Linked DNA regions of Homo sapiens: region 2 is linked to region 1. Evidence: chromatin contacts called from ENCODE Hi-C or POLR2A ChIA-PET data. All regions are on one chromosome and are shown on one strand. The core of a region is the stretch at or near the end of the contact, and the rest is flanking DNA. Distances in the headings are between cores, read along the strand shown.

What was found. Hi-C counts contacts between places; a loop is a spot of excess contacts on that map. ChIA-PET counts read pairs that join two places held with the same protein, here RNA polymerase II (POLR2A). Pooled maps may share reads with other maps.
Region 2: a map of endothelial cell of hepatic sinusoid shows a loop between it and region 1 (4-fold over the local background). The contact joins two enhancer-like sites. A Hi-C loop is called at or near these places in 3 of 168 maps with a recorded cell type or tissue (PC-3, SK-MEL-5 and endothelial cell of hepatic sinusoid), 3 of 37 single-sample maps with no recorded cell type and 10 of 50 pooled maps. POLR2A ChIA-PET finds 5 or more read pairs at or near these places in 8 of 52 experiments (A673, CD8-positive, alpha-beta T cell, OCI-LY7 and 4 more).

What each region holds. Positions count from the first base shown.
Region 1 is chr7:117,006,855-117,013,298 of GRCh38, forward strand. The region is part of intron 1 of ST7 (suppression of tumorigenicity 7); the gene reads left to right. Among named protein-coding and RNA genes, the nearest start is that of MIR6132, 10 kb to the right of the region's middle. RefSeq lists an enhancer at 4,152-4,231 and a silencer at 5,222-5,271. Within about 2 kb of position 2,502, at least 2 of the 41 ENCODE cell types and tissues checked have a DNase peak (open chromatin) inside an H3K27ac peak, as active enhancers do; they include PC-3, where a contact is called at or near this core.
Region 2 is chr7:117,129,478-117,135,921 of GRCh38, forward strand. It overlaps ST7 (suppression of tumorigenicity 7), which reads left to right. Exons shown (of 16, transcript NM_001369598.1): 4 at 316-370; 5 at 1,014-1,129; 6 at 2,408-2,483; 7 at 4,647-4,715. All of the region lies in intron 2 of ST7-AS2 (ST7 antisense RNA 2), which reads right to left. Among named protein-coding and RNA genes, the nearest start is that of ST7-AS2, 13 kb to the right of the region's middle. Within about 2 kb of position 3,019, at least 5 of the 41 ENCODE cell types and tissues checked have a DNase peak (open chromatin) inside an H3K27ac peak, as active enhancers do; they include PC-3, where a contact is called at or near this core.

The DNA of each region.
Region 1 (6,444 bases), core at 1,252-3,751:
CAGTGATCTTTGATGTTAGTATTGTAGTTGTTTTGGGGTGCCGCAAACCACATCCATATAAGACAGAGAGCTTAATTGATAAGTGTGTGTGTTCTGGCTGCTCCATTGACCTACCCTTCTCTAGTTTCTCTCCCTCTCTTTCGACCTTCCTAATCCCTGAGACACAATATTGAAATTAGGCCAATTAATAACCCTACAGTGACTTATAAGTGTTCAAGTGAAAGGAAGAGTCATATGCCTCTCACTTTAAATCAAAAGCTAGAAATGATTAAGCTTAATGACGAAGGCATGTCAAAAGCTGACATAGGCCAGAAGCTAGGCCTCTTGTGCCAGTTAGCCAAGATATGGATGCGAGGGAAAAATTCTTGAAGGAAATGTAAAGTGCTACTCCAATGAACACACAAATGTAACAGAATGAAACAGCTTTATTGCTTATATGGAGAAAGTTAGAGTGGTCTGATAGAAAATCAAACCAGCCATAACATTCCCTTAAGCCGAAGTCTAATTTAGAGCAAGGAACTCTCTTTAATTTCTTCAGGGGTTCTATGAAGGCTGAGAGAGGTGAGGAAGCTGCAGAGGAACGCTTTGAAGCTAGCAGAGGTTGGTTTATTTGGTTTAGTGAAAGAAGCCATCTGCATAACATAAAAGTGCAAGGTAAAGTACAAGTGTTAATGTAGAAGCTGCAGCAAATTATCAAGAAGGTCTAGCTGAGATACCTGATGAAGGTGGCTACACTCAACAACAGATTTTCAGTGTAGGTGAAAACAGTGTTATATTGGAGGAAGATGCCATCTAGGCCTTTCATAGCTGGAGAGAAGTCAATGCCTGGCTTCAAAGCTTCACAGGACAGGCTGACTGTCTTCTTAGGAGCTCATGCTCACATTGCCATGCAACCAGTCTTCAGAATTCTTTTCATTTTACGAAACTGAAGTTCTGTACCCATTAAACAACTCCCCATTTTCTTCTTCCTCCTGCCTCTGGCAATCACCATTCTACTTTCTGTCTCTATGAATTTGAAGTCTATAGTTGCACAGGCACAAATGTCTGTCTCTAGAAACATTTTCCAAGTAATACACTTCACTACATTTTCTCTTAGAATCACCTATATCTGTGTTAAAACTGTAAGAATCTGTGTTAAAATTTTAAGAATGTAGCAGTTGTCTTGATTAGAAATATATTTTCAATAGCCTTTCAAAAAACCAGAGACAAAAAAGCAGAGAGGAAATTATCTGCTTCTTATCTGAAGGCTAATGACAAAAAAAGTCATCCATGTGAACTTTAATAGAAATCTGCCGAAACCCTTAATGAGGTAGGTATCATGATCAGCGTAACTCATTACAGAATTGTTGTATTTTAGAGCTAGAAAAAAACCTCAGAAATAATTTTAAGTTCTTCATTTCATAAATGAAGTGATACTGTTGTGAAATGTCTAACCAAATTAATTAACTGTGCAGTTAGGATTGTAGTCTGTTTCTTGTTTCTCAAGAATTCCCTTTCAGCAATTGTTGGTGAACAGGGTCAGATTTTCTCAGACAAACTAGCTATTACTTGTGTTCTACACTATGAGTATGTTTTATAGAAAGTTTTCCTGGCTTATAATATAATTGAAGAGACTTGGAAATCTTAGCCCATGATTTCCATTTTTATATAATCTTCAAGGGCTAGAGATGTATGTGGATTGGAGGTATGTGGTTTTCCTTATCTGGGAAAGTAGTTGACAATTTCTCAGAAATTGAGCATTTATCACCAGTTCTAATGTGATAGGGAATGAGGTATTGTTCATAGTATCATCAGAAATGAAGGGAATTGGGATGAAACTTTTCTTGAATTTCTGACCCTGATGCAATCAGGCAGTTGTTGATGGATTCCATTATCTTCGTGAGTCTTGTCAATGGCAGAGACCTAATTGAAGATTAGAGCTCTTGCAGAGAAAGGTCAAATCAACCACAGTAAATATTGTTGAACAGGGTTTGGCAAACTGTAGCCCATGGGCTGCCTGTTTCTGTGAGATTTATAAGCTAACTTTTTTTTTAACATTTTTAAATCGCTGAAAAATTTTCAAAAGAATACGTCATGATATGTGAACATTACAAGAAATTTAATTTCAAAGTTTATAAATAAAGTTTTATTGGAACATGGCTACATTAATTTATGTATTGTTTATGACTATTTTTGCACTGAAACAATAGAGTAGTTGTGACAGAGAACAGATGGTCCCACAAAATCTAAACTGTTTACTATTTGGCCCTTTATAAAAAGGATTTGCCAGCTCCTGCTAGAAAACATTGAGAATGATTTGTTTTGTAGTACCATGGAAATTTGTGATCTTCTTTGCTTACCTAGAACTGCAGCTGTATGCTACAGCTAAGAAATTCCTTAAAGAACTTCTCCACTTTTTTTTTGTTTTTTTTTTTTTGTTTTTGGCCTCTGGGACAACCCACACTAGTCCATTCATGACTATTTTTTATGACTTTCTTTGCTTATTTTCCAGTGGTTCCTTTTGCCAATCATGTGAACAGACCAAAACCACACAGGAAGGTCTGTGGTTTGCCTAAAGAAGCTTTTCTACAGAGGGATATGTCTGGCTTGGGTACCTCCCTGTTTGTTGTACAAACCTATAGTTTGATTCTGATCATTACACTAGAGCTTTGATTCAAATGTATATAAAATGACCATCACTGTCAGGATGTAAAATGAATAAGCATATTTATTGTTGGATTCATATTTGTAGGACGAAAATCTTAATCTTTCTTATTTTTATCAGGCATTTTAGTAACTTTAGTAATGTTTCTCATGACTGCTAATTATACATCAAGATTAATTGCTATATTTTTTTTTAATTGGCTAACCTTAAACACATAAACCCAATGTCCTTTTTTATAGTCATCTTCTGATAGAGTTAAAACATCAGTGATAGGGAGACCACACAGCACCTCTTATAAAAGTTATTTACCTCCTTTTTCCAGCTGTGGTTACTTGATTTTAGTTCTCTTGAGGCCACTGTAAGAAGGGAGTGGCCCTACAACCATGTAAGAGATCTGTGCTTTGCAGCCACTGAGAACCGGGGATCCTGCCACTATTGCCACCATCCTTTTAAAGCATAACAACAAACAGGTGTTGTGTATCCAGAAAGAGCCCTTATCTGAAGGTTTGGAGTTTGGTTAAGCAGATCTTTTATTATGTTTTACTCATGCGTTTGGTCATAATTATGCTTTTGTGCTCAATAAGGATGATTGTTATCTGTGAAAGTAACTGACAATTTCTCAGAACCATTGCCTTGGTTCTAGGTTCTAGGTAGCTAGTAACTAGTCTGGTTAGTGCCATGGAGAATGTGGAGCACTGGTCTGGGTCATGATATTGAGTTGAGTAGCTGAATTCTCTCCTCACTTCATAGGGTAGTTCTTTTATCTGGTTAGTGCTAGATGCTCATCTGTCTTAGCTTACTTAAATTTTGAGGTCTTGGGAGTAGAGCCCAGTAATGGGAGGAGCTGGGCATACGCTCTAGGAATCTTCTGCATCCAGATAATCCTTTTTTTAGTGGAGTCTTCTCACATTTTGGGATAGGCCATGAGGTAGACTTGGGGCTCAGTAAGCAAAGCCAATGAGGATGACAAAACATGAAAAGGAAATGCTGATGCAGATGCAGGCTGGAGTGGGTGGTAAGAGGCCTGGGAGAGCAGCAAGATGAGATATCTTAGATAATGTTTGTTCTGACTTAGTAATAAGGTGAAATTGGGATGTGACATAACCTTAAGGCATTTTGACTTAGCTCTCACATGTTGGTGAGAATTGAGACTAGAGGGAAAACCCCCTATTTTCATTTCTGAAATGCAGAAAAATAGAGTGAACATTTATAATCCAACCCTGGTATTTTAAAACATGTGTAATAACAAAGTCGGTTATTGTATAATTTGGAAATGCGATGTAAGATATTATGATAAAGCTGTGATTTTCTGATTTAAGAGGGAAGAGTGAAGTGGAAGCCATGCTCGTTCTCCTCTGAGGAGGGTAGAGGACCGTGGACTCGCGTGGCAGGCACTAGTCCAGGGAGGGAAGCCATGAAAGAGAAAGAGAGGAGAGCTATGTCTCAGCCCCTGAGCTGTCCTCTATGAAAAGCTTCACACTCTGTGTCCAGCTGTCTCAATCAAGTCCTGGAAGAATGGTCTCCTTCAGAAGCTTTATTGCTGGCACCCAGGCCACATTGTCCTAAGAGGTGTGACCCACCAGGTCATGAGCCATGAACCCTCTAGTAGGCAGATCCTCCAACAGTTTAAGTATTTTGTGTGTGTGTGTGTGTGTTAATGTGTGTGTGTGTATCTGTCTACTTACCACCAGGCTGAGTTACTGGGGGTCTGCCTAGAAAGGAACAGTGTCCCTGTAAACAGGAGGAGGCTCCCCAGAACATCAGCATCCAACATAAACACGCTGAATTAGGACAATACATCCTGGCTCCTTTGAGGAGGGGCTGTTCCCAAAGCCCTGGCAGGATAGAAGAGGGGACAGTGGGGGCTAGAAAAGGAGTAGGTATCAGCAGGAGTTACTTGAGTTTTCTCCTCTGACTGTAATTGGTTTAAAGTAGAGTCCAAGATTATTAAAGTTGGACTAGATCTTAGGGATTTTCCAGTTCCACCTCCTCATTTTACCAGTGAAGGAACAGATACATACAGGGGTTCTAGAATTTATCTTAGATCAGAGAGGTAATGAGTGGCCGTGTTGGCTAGACTCCAGGTCTCTTGATTCAGTAATGATTCTTTCTCCAACCTGGATCACGAAGGGTTAAATTGTAGCAGGACTCTGGGATGGGATTCAGGGGTGCCAAATGCTATAAGTACAACCCACTGCTGTCTCAGGAAATTGTGGTTAGGATAGTGGTCCCTAGAACAGGTGACCCGAGAAGAACTTCTGACTTAGGTGAACGTTATACGTTTTGGAGAGGACTATGATGTGATTGTTTGGGAAGGGGGCATCTAGGCATATCAGCAAGTCTCACTTGCTGAGAGTGAGATGGAGATAGAGAAAATTCTTTGAGAGGTGGGTGGAGGGATCTAGTTGAAGGCTCTCCTGTTGAGCTTTGAATTTATAGTCAGTGTTTATAGAGTCTAGGCAAGTAGTATCTACTGTGACATTTGGAGAACTGAAAAGTAGAGTGGGATTTAGTGGTTACTGAGTGTGCCTTGGGTAGGACAGGTCCTTTTATGGTTGTAGCTTTCTGCACTTGAGTACTTATTTCTGCTTTACTGGCTAATGCCACTCTCATTTTAAGCTATCACAATGACTAAACATTATCCCTTTCATTCTGATTCTCTGTTCAATTTTTTCATATGTTGGAATTGATCATAGAATATAGAAAGAATTTTTATGAATTCGGAACTGAACTGTTTGGCCCACTGTAGATTTGGTTTTATTGGAAAGAACCTAGTTTTTTGAAATTTTTTTTTTTTTTTTGGCTTCCGTATGATCACCTACTCTACACAGGCAGTATTGTGTACTGGTTAAGCACAAGGATTCTGAGCTAGAGGCTACTCCAGTTGAATCCTGGCTCTGATCTTAGATAAGTTGTTTATCCTCCATGCCTCAGTTCTTCATCTCTAAAATGGGGATAATACCTCCTAGGGTCGTTTTAAGGGTTAAATAGGTTAATACATGAATTAGAACAATGCCTGGTACACACAAAGTGCTATTTACATATTAGCTGTTAATACATTCCAAGCATTGATCTAGGCCTTTTGTCAATTTATAAGTAAACCAAGGCTCAGAGAGGTTTAAAAACTTGCTTAATGAAGATAATCTATCTAGTAAGTAAGTAAACCAAGGCTCAGAGAGGTTTAAAAACTTGCTTAATTAAGATAATCTATCTAGTATGTAAGTAAACCAAGGCTCAGAGAGGTTTAAAAACTTGCTTAATTAGGATAATCTATGTAGTAAGTGGCTGAGATGGGAGTTGAATCTTCTCTGACTAAACTTGGCTTTTCTGTTTGCTAAGCCTGGCTTTTAACCCCTCTGCTGGATTTCTGAGGTATGGCAAATCACTTAACTATAAGTAGGTTGTAGGTTTTATATCTATCTACTCATCTGTCCATCGGTCTTATACTTTCTAATTTAGATATTTCATTATGTTTTCATTCCATTAATAAAATGCATTTCCTTAAAATATCTGTCTCTTAAGAATTATAAAATACACAGCATAAAAATAAAAAGTCTTAAAATAATGCTACTCAGATAATTAGATAAGTGCTTTAAAAATCCATGCTAACTACTAAATTGTGAAAAGCATAAAATGTTATTCCAGGTGATATTTGATAATGGCAGTCAGCGTTTCCACACACTTGTAAGTTTTGTGTAAATGTAGGTAGTTATTATCAGGCATTTTGAGCTTACTATTTTAAAACAATCATAACATTAATGTTCTAACCATTTGCACATCTTAATTATCAGGAAGAAATT
Region 2 (6,444 bases), core at 1,769-4,268, 120 kb after region 1:
AAGTAAATTCATAGAATCAGTTTGGACCTCTTGAAATAATTTTAGGAGTTATGAACTAGCTGATTTTGGCATGCATCTTGATTTGGCAAGTGAGGAAACTCAGGCCCAGAGAGATTAGGCAAAACTTTCCAAAGTCCCGGAGCCTGAGCCACATTTTGTGATTAACCACCCAGAGTTTTTCCACATTGCTTCCCATGTAAAGGGTAGTGAATAGAATTATCTTATCAAATGGCAGGAAGGGTGTTTTGCTGAATTAATTAGCTTGTAGTGTCACTGAACTTACGCGTAACATTTTCATATTTCTCTTTGTTGCAGAATGCAAAGTATGGCGAAATCCACTAAATTTATTTAGGGGTGCTGAATACAATCGGTAAGCATTTTGACAGCTTGGGAAACAAATGGGTCTGGTTCAGAGAGCAAAGACAGCAGCAAATGTTTTTGCTGGTTCATTTAGGGGTCATTGTAACAGTCTATGTAGTGCGTCCATTTTTTAATACTATCTTCAAATGTTTTGATTTTTCTGTTTTATAAATATTTTAGCACTAGATTTGGGATAATGTACAAAAATGTGTAGTTTTTAGAGTTTTTGTATTAACAGTTATTCTTTTCAATATATACTATACATTGAAAACATTTTGAAGCTTACCTGGAATATGGTTATAGAGATGTCGCAGAAGTTATGTTGGAATTTAGTTTAGCAAAGTAATTAGGCAAATTAGAATTTTCATAGCTTTAGGAAAGTGTCTATTCATAATATGAATTAGGGAAGGTTTTCATTAGCAAGGGCTAGTAAATTTTAAGACAAAAACACAGGAGAAAATGTTTATTTCTTTTGACTGATATAATTCCTGAAGGGAGAATAAGATGATTTTTAAAAATTTTTTTTATTCATTAGCAAAGCTATTTTAGTATTCAGTTAATGGTCTATATTTCAACGCCTCTGCAGCTTAATATTTTATAGGTCTTGCTTTTCTCTCTCAAAAGTGTCTAATCATCTTATTTCTCCTTTGCAGGTATACTTGGGTGACAGGACGAGAGCCTCTTACTTACTATGACATGAATCTCTCTGCCCAAGACCACCAGACATTCTTTACTTGTGACTCGGACCATCTGCGTCCCGCAGATGCAAGTATGAAAAATCCATACATCCTTCTGAATGGGAGGGCTTTTTGGCTTAAGTGTCAAGATTTCTGCTTTTAGAATATCCACTCTGTAAAACTCCAATGAATAAAATATTAAATTGTTGATTGACTAATAAGAACCCAGAACTCTGATAATTAAGTAAACCTTTATCACAATGAAGTATTTATGTTGAAATGAGTCCCCTCATAATAATTTGAATCATGATTTTTAAAAATATATCGAAGTTGGTTTTATATATTTTAAAGAAATATGAATCTTATATGAAGCTAATGAAGTTCTTGGTTGAGTTAGCATGAAGGCCTTATCTCCTTTATGATATTCAAAGTAGAAATTGGAATTTACTGGATTCAGATGATTAATGAATATATTTTAGTGACTTTTATTTGCCTATTTATAGGTTAACTAGCATCGAATGGGGTCATGGCCTTGGCTATTGGAGTCTAGATGTGTGTTCCATCTGAGAAAATACTTTGTTTAGTGTGTATTTTACATTACTTGAGTTTCAGATAATTCAACTGAAATTTTTTGTTATAAAATTTATTCAAAGTAAATAGGTGAAAAAATGTTTTTGAAAGGGAACCTCTACACACTCTAAAATAATTTATAAAATACAAATTTATAAAATAAATAAGGAGATTGTTACTCCTTTGTAAAATGGTACTCTTTGCTATGGTAGAAACATCATGGTACAGTAAATATTCCCATTGAGCTTCCCACCATATGTTCAGAAACTGCTCTGATGTATAAAAGCTAGGTTTGCAGGTAAATTTGGGATATAAGTACACATGTTAAGCAAAAGCTTAAGCATTTTTTACTGACCCACGCATAATTCTTGAAATGGTTTCAGAATGTTCTAACACCAAGAGTCTGTGTTAAGTGCTTCGGAAAATGACCAATTATGTTGTATCTAAGTGAATGAAAAGGTTGGTAGCAATGTCATCTCAAAATGCATAAAATATATTCTCCAAGAACAAATGACATTAATGTGCAAAAGACACGCAAAATCTCTGTTAGAGTGCCTTTTCTTGATTTCCTTAGCCTGTAGTTTTGTGAGCACAAAAAAGGTTTGCTATCAGCAGTTGAAATACTGTGGAATAGCACATTAATACACTAATATGACTTTGGAGATTTTGGCCAACCCTCTTAGCAATGAAATATGTTCTTGTAATTTAAGCTGACACTCCTAATTTAGCTCTTGTCCTCTACTGAGTCTACCTAATTATATGTATGGATTGACTTGGTGTTTTCTCTTTTTCTTAAATAGTAATGCAGAAAGCCTGGAGAGAGAGAAACCCCCAAGCTAGGATTTCTGCAGCTCATGAAGCCTTGGAGATAAATGAGTAAGTGGGGGAAAATCTTGCTGTTAAAAAGGAAATCTCATCCTTTGCTGAATATATTCAGTTGCCATTGATAGGATACTTAAATTAAACTGCATTTGAACTGGAGGATTATTTGGGGAGTTATTACTCTATTTAAAAAAGTTTTTTTTTTAAATGAAGGACAGCCACCATGTGGAGGTGGTTTTAGTCATTTTATGAATTCAATGGCTTTGCTGTGATCCTAAATTAATTTCTTGAAGGGCTATCCCTAGGATATTGTGAGGATATAAAATAAATACAATTCTTTACATATCTAAAACATTCTGACAGGGAAAATTTTCCAGATGTAGAATGCTCATCTGCACTAGAACATTTTCTAGTAGAACTTCTGCTAGTGGGGAAAACATGATAACAACATAAGGTTTAAAAAAAAAATTTTAGAAAATACTTCAAGATTAAGACAAAGATAAGAGGAAATGCTGTCTTGAGTGTTGTTAAACATTCTGTGGGTTACCAAGGAAGGCTGGGAAATCTCTTCTGGAGATCTCAGAAAATGAGAAAGATTCTTAAAGTTGGAGTCATAAAAACTCAGGGTTGGCAGAGACCTTAAAGGTCACTTAGCTGAACCACCCATCTGGTGCTTGAATCACCTCAACACTATCCTTGCCAAGTGGTCATTGTTAAACTATTTTATGATTTTTCTGAAGAAGGTTACAGAATCTTCTTCAGAGATCTTAGGGAAAAAAAAAAAAGATTGTCGTGAGAGTTGAAAATCCTGCCATTGTAACCAGTTGATCTACGGTTTCTGATTCTGTCATGCAACATATTTATTTTCCAGTTTCTTGTCATCTACAAATTCGATATGCCTGCCTTCTGTGTGTCATCCATATTTCTGAGAAAAATATGAAGGCCAGGAATAGAGCCCTGTGACATGACATAGAAACTACCCTCCAGGTTCATGTCTTCATGAATCACCATCTTTTGTATTGTTCACTCAATTACTAAGCCACCCAGTTACACTGTGACTCAGCTCATATTTCTCCATTTGGATCTTAAGAATGCCAATCGTAGCTGCGGATCTTAAATTTATAGTAAATCTATTACAGTAAATTAAGCTAGCACAATCTGATTTATTTATTCTTAGTGAATATAAGCTGGCTTCTAGTCGTCACTACTTTCTTTTTAAAGTGCTTGGAGACCATTCCTTTAATAATCCATTAGAATATCTTTCCAAATCACTGTGTTCTGTAGTTTGGGAAGTCTGCCTTCTTCCCCTTTTTGAAAATTTATGCTACATTTATCATCTCATCTTCTAGCACCTCTCCATTCTTTGTGATTCCTCAACTATCCACAGAGAGCAATTCCATGGCCTGCCTACAAGGTCTTTCGGTTTCCTGGGATTTGCCCATCCAGTCCAGTAATTCATTTAGAATGGATCAATTATTTGCTATCTTACATCTTTTTACCCATTTTAGAGTTTAATTTCTTCTCCCTTTTTCAGTCTGACAGTCATTCTCCTTGATAGAGAAGCCAGGAACAAAATAGGAGGGAGAGAGTTTTGCTTTTTCTTTATTATCTACTGCTTTTAACAATAAACCTTCCTTGTTTTGATGTTATTATGTTGTTTGTCTTTTTTTTTTACTTATTTGCCTTTGTGACATGGGGACGGTGATAGGGCCTTAAATATAATTTTAAAATAGGGAATAAATGGTTGTCTTTAGTATTTTATTTTGTTTTATTATTATTATTATTATTGTTATTTTTGCAAGCTTCAGCTAATTTGGAATTGTAGCTCTCCTGACATTATTCTTATAAGCTCATTCCACTCTCTTATAGACCATCATTACATGCCCTCTTTCCATCTTTTAAAATATGTCCTTTAAAAATCTGACCTGGGAGAAATCTCTGTGAAGCCGTGTTGGTTACTTAAGTGCCACCCCTCTTTTCTTCCTGAGAGGATCATTTGTGATTGCAGTTACAGTTGAACATTTGGAAGCTGCTCAACCCTCTTAAACCATTTTTCCTTCTGAATCTCATGCCATTGAATCATGCCTCTTTTCTTTGAATTTTTTGAAGTCCACCTTCCCCTCTTTGATTACCCTGAACTCCGAAATGACATAGTGACTCTCTCTGAATGTTCCTATCAATTTTCATTTTACCAACTATTTTTTTCTTCTTGGTCAGAATTAGGTCCAGAGTTGAAGTTCCCCTAATTGCTTCCTCTACCATCTGGGAGATAAAATTGTTACCAAAGTAAGTCAAGAACCTGTTGGGTGCCCTACTTCTAACCAAATGAGACTTCTAGTGGATATCTGGATGGTTGACACCCCCATCACCACACTTTCTTGCTTCTGTATGTGTATTGTGTTGTGACAAGGATGCATCATCTATATCTTCCATCGAGCTGAGCAGTCTGTTCTGTACTCCCCAACCATTAGCACTTCTATTGCTCTCTCCTTTTTCCTTCACTCACAAGCTCTTAGCATGTTTCTATCCCAAACTCATGCGTTTCCACATAGATGTATGTTTCTTGGCCAGTAGTGCTACTCTGCCTCTCCTCCTAAGAATACCATTTGAAATATAAATAAGCAAAGCAAGCAAGCTAGCCCCAACCATTCTTGGGTTCCCAGCCCAACAACTACAATCTTATAGCTAATTCCTCTGATACTGTATCTACCACTCAGTATTACAATCTCAATTTTCACTTCATTACCCTTGCCTCATATTTATATGTTGGCATCTGAAGCCTTAAGCATTTCTTCTGATGCCTGTCCCAGTTATTTTCTCCAGTGAATCACTTGTATAGTTTCAGCATCATTATGGTTCTTTCCAAGTCATGGATGCTGCCATCTGTAGAAATTGGTTTTATAGCTGTTTTTCTGGGCATTTTTCTCCCTACCTCACCACATTGTTTAAAGCCCCATTGATGGTTCCTGCCTGAAATTAGAGAGACTGGCTAAAGACCTTACAGACCCTTCCTAAGGCTAAGATTAACTAGTAGCCCCAGCCCTTACATTAGCTGTGAAGTTCAGCCTCCTTTTCCTAGCTGGCTATTGCAGTTTGTGGACAGTAAAAGTAACATTTGGTTTTACTTTCTGTTTATTTTCTCTCTTGTGGTCTGATGGAAATAAGTAGGGAAATGGCCACAAGTGAGGCAGTGGGGAAGGAGAGTGAAAGGATGGGTGCAGGACCTGCGTGGTCTGTTACAGCCTCACCACTTCCCTATTACATTCCCTTTCTTTGGCAGTGGGTTGTTCCTCATATGCTTTGGAAGGTTTAAATTCACAAGAACTCCCCATGTTCATTAATTATCCTTTTGGCTTCCCACCTAAGAGGGTTGTTGAAAAGATTATATGAGATGATATATGTTAAGTGCCTGGTACAGTGCTTAATATATACTAAGCAACAAGTGGTAGCTATTGTTGTTGAAGGCATGAGATTTAACTTGTTAGCTACTGTGGCTGAGTCAGATTTTGAGTTCTTCAGAAATAACACTACTTGTAGGTTCTTCCAGTGTTCTCTGAAGCAGAAAGTCAGTGCTAACTGTAAAGAGATGTTGAAGCACTGTGTTTTTTTTCAGTGAGTAACTTGATTTAACGAATTTCTTATTCTGAAGAAATCCTTAGATTGAAGATAATCTGTGTTTAGTTAACAGAAGTAAACCTGTATATAGCACCTCTAACTTTGAGTGTTGGAAGGAACTATTTAATAACAGCTGTTATCATCACCATCACTAGCTGACATTTATTGAGCACTTAACCACATGCTGGCTACTGTACTGAGCACTTTACATGCATCACCTTACTTAACCTTCACAACAACACTGTGAACAAAGATTCCATGTTGTTCTCCATCAGGGAGGCAGAGTAAGAACTTGCCCAAAGTGACACACTAATATAAAGGGTGAAGTCCACATGTGAGCCCCATGCTCTTAACACTACGCATCCTACCTCTCAAGCTAAAATACAGATGTTTCTTTTGT